Linked DNA regions of Homo sapiens: region 1 is linked to region 2. The links are chromatin loops, found by intact Hi-C in ENCODE. Cell type or tissue: PC-3. All regions are shown on one strand.

What was found. A loop is a pair of places that touch in the nucleus more often than their neighbours do. Peaks named below come from ENCODE experiments on the same cell type or tissue, not always from the same donor. Only the 100,000 strongest peaks of a DNase experiment are listed, where the experiment ranks them.
Region 1: it touches region 2 in a loop (2.4-fold over the local background); 1 of 110 quality-filtered maps calls a loop at or near these places.

What each region holds. Positions count from the first base shown.
Region 1 is chr6:10,314,861-10,318,860 of GRCh38, reverse strand. No RefSeq gene overlaps it. Among named protein-coding and RNA genes, the nearest start is that of TFAP2A-AS2, 88 kb to the left of the region's middle. RefSeq lists an enhancer at 3,178-3,899. In PC-3, no CTCF peak of the experiment used is centred here; a DNase peak (open chromatin) is centred at 2,330.
Region 2 is chr6:10,254,098-10,258,097 of GRCh38, reverse strand. No RefSeq gene overlaps it. Among named protein-coding and RNA genes, the nearest start is that of TFAP2A-AS2, 150 kb to the left of the region's middle. In PC-3, a CTCF peak has its summit at 1,787 (motif pointing left); no DNase peak of the experiment used is centred here.

The DNA.
Region 1 (4,000 bases), 61 kb before region 2:
CCATTGCAAGTTTCCATGGTGCGTGAATATCCTTCCACCACACCAAGTTATTTACCTTTCTAGGCTTGTAATAGCTTGCGGAGGTTTTGTCGCCCCAGAAGACTAGCAAGCTTGATGTTTGCTTATAAATAAGAGTAGGTGCCCGGAGCACCCAATGTGTGCCAAAACACAGCAAGTGCTCAATAAAAATGTATGAATTTATATGAAGTCCAAAGGGCTGGTGATCTCAGTTTTTTTGTTCATGGTGCAGCTATCGTGTTAAAGAAAATCCAGGCCTCCCTGCCTAAAAACTAATTTACCTCACAGAGATCCCAGGACTATCTGGAATTCCCCTTCCCCAGTGTTTTTGGAAAGAATGAAAAATAGACTAATTAGATCAAACAAGCAGCTTGTCCCTTTGATGTCCCCCCCTCTCCGCCCCCACTCCTCATATATGCAAATAGGTTGCAGAAAGGGAGAGAGCCAAGAGCCAAAACACAACTCCAGGTATGCTTGGCTCTCCCTAATCAGGAGACAATAAGAGCGTTCTTCAATTTTATTGTTGTTATGATTCAAAATGAACTAAAGAATGCAGGGGCTGGCGAGGGAGACTGAATTCTCTGGAGTTAACAGAATAGGGCACCAGTGAGGGGGTGGACAGGTGAAGGTAACACTAGAAGGGTAAATAACTTGGGAAATAAATCTAAAAAGTTAAGTTTCATCATCGTTCTCCTTCACACTCACTATGACCTTCCCATCCAATGATAAATCTCTTCTCAGAGGTATTTCTCTCCTGGAGGCACACATGGAGTCACGGGCCGAGCTTAGGATGAGCACCACGATCCCTCCTCTCACAGGGCACATGGCCATGCGAGGGAAGCAGGCAGGCACAAAAGTAATTTCAACAGCCTGTGACGTGTGCTATGACACAGGCAGCATAGGCTTTGACGGGAGTGCAGAAAAGACGCATCTCACAGGTGTCAGGAACAGGTGTCTGGGGATGGGGGGTGAGTGGTCAGGGGAGACTGAGTTCTCAGCAGAGGTGATATCTAGTTAAACCTAAAGGACAAGTGGGGTTTGGGGAGATCGGCAGGTGGGAGCATTGTGGACTTGTAAACAGTGTCTTACACAAGGAAAAGTTTATATCCGGTGCTACATGGACTATATCTGCTATCAGGACATATCAAGAATAGTATTAAGTATATGAGGCTTGCAAAATTAATCAATATATAAAATCAGCAACTAGGAGTCATCTGACAGTTCCAAAGCATCTGCTTGAGTCCTGAAGATTTCATAGAGCAAGCGCCATGCTTTTTCCTGTCACTGTGCTGACCCTGTGCCAACGCCTACGCAGACCGAATGTGATCAAACAAGATCTTCCAAATAGATTGATCTCACCTTGAAATTCTTCACATGCAATGCAGGTTACACAGGCGGCCTCTGCCTGCCTCCTTCCAGTTGACCCTCTGATCATTTCTATTAGGCAAACCCAGCTGCTTTGACTCAGGCCAGTGGTGGCCCTGGGCCCCTTCCTAGCAATCCTAGAGGTTATTTGCACCAGACACATTTCCAACGGGTCACCTGCCGAAATACCTTTCAGTAAGATAAACTGCACATTAAATAGATATGTCCGGCCAGGTGGGTGGCTCACGCCTGTAATCCCAGCACTTTGGGAGGCGAAGGTGGGGGGATCACCTGAGGTCGAGAGTTCGAGACCAGCCTGACCAAATTGGAGAAACCCCGTCTCCACTAAAAACACACAAAAAATTAGCTGGGCATGGTGGCGTATGCCTGTAATCCTAGCTACTCGGGAGGCTGAGGCAGGAGAATCCCTTGAACCCGGGAGGCAGAGGTTGCGGTGAGCTGCGATTGCGCCATTGCACTTCAGCCTGGGCAACAAGAGCAAAACTCAGTCAAAAAAAAAAAAAAAAAAGATATTTCCTCCTGCCCTGCCTTGATGTGGATTTGGTAGAATAAAATGCAGAAGCTGTGCTTTCTTCCCTCCTTCTTCTGGTGACATTCTTTGTTGTTGCCTCCATAAAAGGTCACCATTGAAAGGACTGAAGAATATGAAAAATGATGTCCTAATCTCTCTCTTGGAAGCACTATAGTCTTAATTTGATGAAAGACAACGAGGAGGAACACAGAAAAGAGGGAGGAACAGGAACCAGAGCAACAGGGCTCTGAATTTAGAAACCTGGCCGTGCTCTTTGGGTCTGACTTGGCCCGAGAATGCAAGCATCAGATAAAAATAACAAGTCACACAGTAGAGGACGGATCTCCGGCTTCTCCTGCGCCCGGGGCCGCACATGCCCAGTGCGTGCCTCTTTGGTCGAGAGGCGCAGAGCAGCCTTCCCAGCAGAAGGCTGGAGTGAGAGAGGGCCTGTGTTTGATGTATGAGCTTTGGCTTGCCGTCGTGAGTCACCCCAGAACTAGCTGCAGGCAAAACAAAAATCTTTTGTGATTAATTAGAAAAACTGGACAATTATGAATTGACTGCACACAGCCAGGGTATGGTAATATAAATAGTAATGACTCCAGCGGAGCCTGATGAGCTCTAGTGTTTATGTGAGATCACTGGAGAAAGGCACATTTTTAACGTGGAATCTGCTGAAATAGGATGATTTCTGATCTCTGATAATTTGAAGATCTTGACCAGGATTCCAGGGGATACCTTCCAGAGGGGTCTAGTTGCCTTTTCCCACCACCCCTCCAAACGTGAGTCTCTGTGCCAAATGGACTATTCTTTCTTTTTTTTAAAAAAATTGAACTCAAACATCCTTTTCAGCAGTTCTGTGAAATTGCTTACATCTTTTGCTAACCCCACTGCCAGGGCATGGAGCTGTTTGCCCTTTTGGGGCATTTGCCTCCACTGTGACACTCTCAGAGGACTTGAACACAAATACCATTTTTATTTGGAGGCACTTGTTGGTTTTTATGTTCAAGGGAAGAAGGAACCACTACGAGTGAGCTGTTTAACCCGGGAAAGGAAAGATCAGCATATTGTAGTGAGTTATTGGATTGATGATTTATTCTGCTTAGGGAGGGTGAAGTAGAAAGATCTCCACAACACACAGTCGAACAAAGCTTTTAAAAACCTTTGGGTGTTAACGCTATATTTCTTGGCATGATTTAATTATGCCACCCAACCTCCCCACCCCATGAGCACATCTTACATAGTGGAACTAGGGAATGATTATTTTTCAAGGAAGTTTACAAAGAAAAATAATTAAACCCTGACAGTGCCTGCAAATGTCAAAATACAGATTTCCTCCAGTGATCATTTCTTTAACCACTGGGGTAAGCAAGTTATCCTTTGTCCTGGGGCAACATTGTGTAGCCAGCAATGGTCACAGACCCAAGAGTCACAAAAGAAAAAAATGTGATCTCGCTGATGCCTCCCCAAGCATCTACTCTGCTTCCATAAAACACCTTTCAAGACCTTTGAAATTTGGTTTCTGCCAGGCAATTAACTCATCTTAACGTGCATTCTACATATCCAAGTGCCTTTTCTGGCCCTCTGTTTGCACTTGCCGGCATCCACATTGTTTTCTATTATTATTCAAGCAGCGCCGCCTCAGTAGTAAACCCATTGACCATTCAATCAGAGCAGTGGCTGCTGTGGATAATTAAAAGTTCCCAACCTCTTACCCCAAGGCCAGGCTAGAGCCAGTCAGAGAGGAGCCAGGTCCCAGCTGCTCAGGGACCAATCGATCAGCTGATTAACCCTTCTTACTGATTGGTTAGAGCTGATTGCATCTCCCGTAAAGAAATCTCTTCTGGCCCTGGGGCACTGGAGGCAACTATACATTCAGGGTGGCTGAGGGAGCGGCTAGCTGCGGCAGTCACTGTCCTCACACAAAGTAAAGGGAGGAAAAGAGAAGAACTCCTAATGCAACATTTTAAAGATTTTATCTCTCCACCACTGTTTTTTCCCCTAGACTGTCTTTATTTCTAGAGAGAGAAGTCTCTGTCTGAGATTCAGGAATGGCAGAAAAGATATTTGGTATGGCAGTTGCTG
Region 2 (4,000 bases):
AATATTTTCTTCAGTCTGTGACTTATCTTTCCATTTTCTTGACATTGTCTTTTGCGGAGCAGAAGTTTTTAGTTTCAATAAAGTTTAATTTATCAATTTTTTAAAATGAATTTTACCATTGGAGCCGTATCTAAAAAGTCATCACCATACCTAAGGTCATGTAGGCTTTCTCCTGTGTTATCTTCCATGAGTTCTATAGTTTTACACTTTACATTTAGGTCTATGACTCATTTTGAGCTAATTTTTGTGAAGGGTGTAAGGTCTATGTTTAGATTCATTTTTTTTTTTTTGCATGTGTATGTCCAGTTGCTCTAACATCATTTGTTGAAAAGACTGTGTTTGCTTCATTGTATTGCCTTTGCTCCCTTGTCAAAGATCAGTTGACTCTATTTATGTGGGTTTATATGTTTGTTCTCTATTCTGTTCCATTGATTAATTTATTCTTTAATCAATATTACATTATCTTGATTACTGTGTCTTTATGATAAGCCTTGAAATTGGGGGTAATATTAGTCCTCTGAGTTTGTTCTTCAATATTAAATTGGCTATTCTGGGTCTTTTGTATCTCCATATAAAGTTTAGAATCAGTTTGTCAATATCCACAAAATAACTTGTAGAGATTTTGATTGATATTGCATTGGATCTATAGATTAAGTTGCAATAGTGCGTCTTCTGCATCTTCCTATCCATGTTACCAATAGTGCATCTTCCTATTCATGAACATGGACTGTCTCTCCATTTATTTTGTTCTTCTTTGATGTCGTTAATCATAGTTCTGTAGTTTTTCTCATGTGGATCTTGTACATGCTTTGTTAGATTATATCTAGGTATTTCATTTTTGAGGTGCGAGTATAAATGGTAATGTGTTTTTAATTTCAATACTCCTTGTTCATTATTGATATTTAGGAAAGTAATTTACTTTCATATATTAACCTTGTATTATACAACCTTGTTATAATTGCTTATTAGTTCCAAAAGGGTTTTTCTGTTGATTCTTTCCAATTTTCCTACATGACAACCTTGTCACCTGCTAACAAAGACAATTTTATTTCTTTCTTTCCAATCTGTGTATCATATATTTCCTTTTCTTGTTTTATTACATTGGCTAAGACTTCTAGTATGGTGTTGAAAAGGAGTGGTGAGAGGGAACATTATTGTATTTTTCCTGATCTTAGTGGAAAAGCTTCAAGGTTTTCACCATTAAGTATGATGTTAGCAGTAGGTTTTTCATAGATTTAAAAAATCAAGTTAAGGAAGTCTTCCTCCATTCTAGTTTTTTTTTTTGAGAGTTTTTTTTTTATCATAAATGAGTGTAGATTTTGTCAAATGTTTTTCTGTATCTATTATTGTGAAAATGTAATTTTTCTTCCTTAGCCTGTTGATATGTTGGATTATATTAATTGGTTTTGAATGTTGTATCAGCCTTGAATACCTGGGAAAAATACCAGTCAGTTACGGTGTATATTTCTTTGTATACATTGTTGGATTTGATTTACTAATATTTTATTGAGAGTGTTTATATCTGTATTCACGGTTATAATTTTCTTTTTTTTGTAATGTCTTTGGTTTTGGTACTAGTGTTAAGCTAGCCTCATAGGGTGAGTTAGGAAAGCTGGAGGGAGCTGGAGTTGGTTATTTCTCTTCTCCCAGGTAAGTTGGGCTGGGATAAGACTCCAGCAGTTTAGACTCTCATAAAATAGCTTCTTCTGAGGGCAGGCCTTGTCAAGAACAGAATACTCTGGTATATTTTTATATTTAAAAATGGTTCCTTTTCTCCTCCCCCTGGTGGAGGCGTGAGGGAATTTTTCTCTGATACTCATTATGAGAACCTGGCTGATCTCTTGGAGGTAAAACTCACAAATTATGGAAGCCCCTCATAACTGGGTCCCCTGGAATTTAAACTCTTGGACTTGTCCTCACTGAGCCTCTAGCAATTTATGGAATTCAGTTCAGGTTTACCTACCATAGCACTACTTCCTGAGATTTCTGCTGTGGGTTTCTGTTCTGGTAAGTTGTAATTCTCTGTATCTGTCTGTTAGTTGCTCCAATTTTAGGGGCAGCAGTTTACCCTGTAACCTTACTTCTCTGACAGATCTAAGCAGTTTGTTGACATTCAGTTTGATCAGCTTTTTACCTGTTTTAGGATGGAGTAAAGACTTCCAAGCTCCTTCCTTATACACCAGACCGGGAAGGGGAAGCTCCATCAATTCATGTGTTTAAAAAAATGTTTTTCAAACTGTATTTGTTGTAACATCAAACACAGATATAAAAGTCTCCAGCATATAGTATCTCCACCCTACAATATTAATTAAAACCGGAGGAAATTCTCTGGTGGAATCATTGGAAACTTTCAGGTGTGATTCTGTGGAGGAGAACTTGAGGGTTCTACTTCTAGCAGAGCCTATTTCTATTCTTTTTTAGGACATTCGTTCTAATTTAAAAAGCTTCTTTTTGAAAGTTGTTAACTGAAATGTCATGAATGAGTTATATTGTTAACTGATCTTTTGAATCCACAAACAAAGAAGAACTTGCTACTTGGAGGCCCCTGATGAATCAGTAGAGCTTGAAGTGCAAGAATGGAAATGTTGCTGACACTGAGATGTTCCTAGACCTCCAAAGGCTTTGCAAGTATCTTGACAAATATAGTTAAATAAAATATGGAAAAAGATGTAGTTGCCTTGCTTTTTTTCACTGTCTTTACTTTGGATGTAATGAAAAAAATCACTAGTGTGTGATAATCTTACATAATTGAGTTTGATAAGAATGACTTAAAAATGCTTCCCAATCCAAAAAAGAAATCAAAGTCCAATAAAGGCCCAGAAGAAAATAAAAATTACTAAAAGTTACAGGTTTTTGAAATTTAGTCTCAAGATATTTATCTGAAAAATCATAGATCAATGTAGATAAAAAATTAATATTGTCGGCCGGGTGCGGTGGTTCACGTCTGTAATCCCAGCACTTTCGGAGGCCGAGGCAGGTGGATCACGAGGTCAAGAGATCGAGACTATCCTGGCCAACATGGTGAAACCCCGTATCTATTAAAAATACAAAAATTACCTGGGCGTGGTGGTGCGTGCCTATAGTCCCAGCTACTGGGGAGGCTGAGGCTCGAGAATCACTTGAACCTGGGAGGCGGAGGTTGCAGTGAGTCGAGATTGCGCCACTGCACTCCAGCCTGGTGACGGAGTGAGACTCCATCTTAAAAAAAAAATTAATATTGTCCTTCCATATTAACATTTGGTATTAGCACTTGATAGATACTTGAATGTTGAATGCCTAATGAGAATTTATTTCCTAATTAGACTTTTTAGTTAAGTTTATTTTCACGTTTCTTGAGGCAAGTAGTACATAACAGAGTGGCCAAGGTCATAGCTTAGGAGTGGTTTGAAACCCTGTTTCTCTACTTACTGTGAGTCTGACCATGGGCAAATTACTTAACCCCTCTCCTCCTCAGTTTGCTTATCTGTAAAATGATGATGATAAGAGTCCTTATCTCTTGGGGCAATAATGAGGGTTCACTAGGATAGTTCACATAAAGCTCTTAGAATGGGGACTAGCATTTAGTAAGAGCTCAATAAATATTAGCTATTTTCTATTTTATTTTTTATTTTACTTTAAGTTCTGGCGTACAAGTGCAGAATGTGTAGATTTGTTACATAGATATACGTGTGCCATGGTGGTTTCCTGCACCTATCAACCCGTCATCTAGGTTTTAAGCCCCACATGTATTAGCCATTTGTCCTAATGCTCTCCCTCCTCTCACCCCCTACCCCCGACAGGCCCTGGTGTGTGTTGTTCGTCTCTCTCTGTCCATGTGTTCTCATTGTTCAACTTCCACTTCTGAGTGAGAACGTGGTGTTTGGTTTGCTGTTCTTGTGTTAGTTTGCTGAGAATGATGGCTTCAGCTTTATTTTTATTTTAATAAGAAAAACATCATGCCAAACCATGCAATGTTATGAAGATTATTGTGATTATTGATGAAACACATAGGACATTGGAG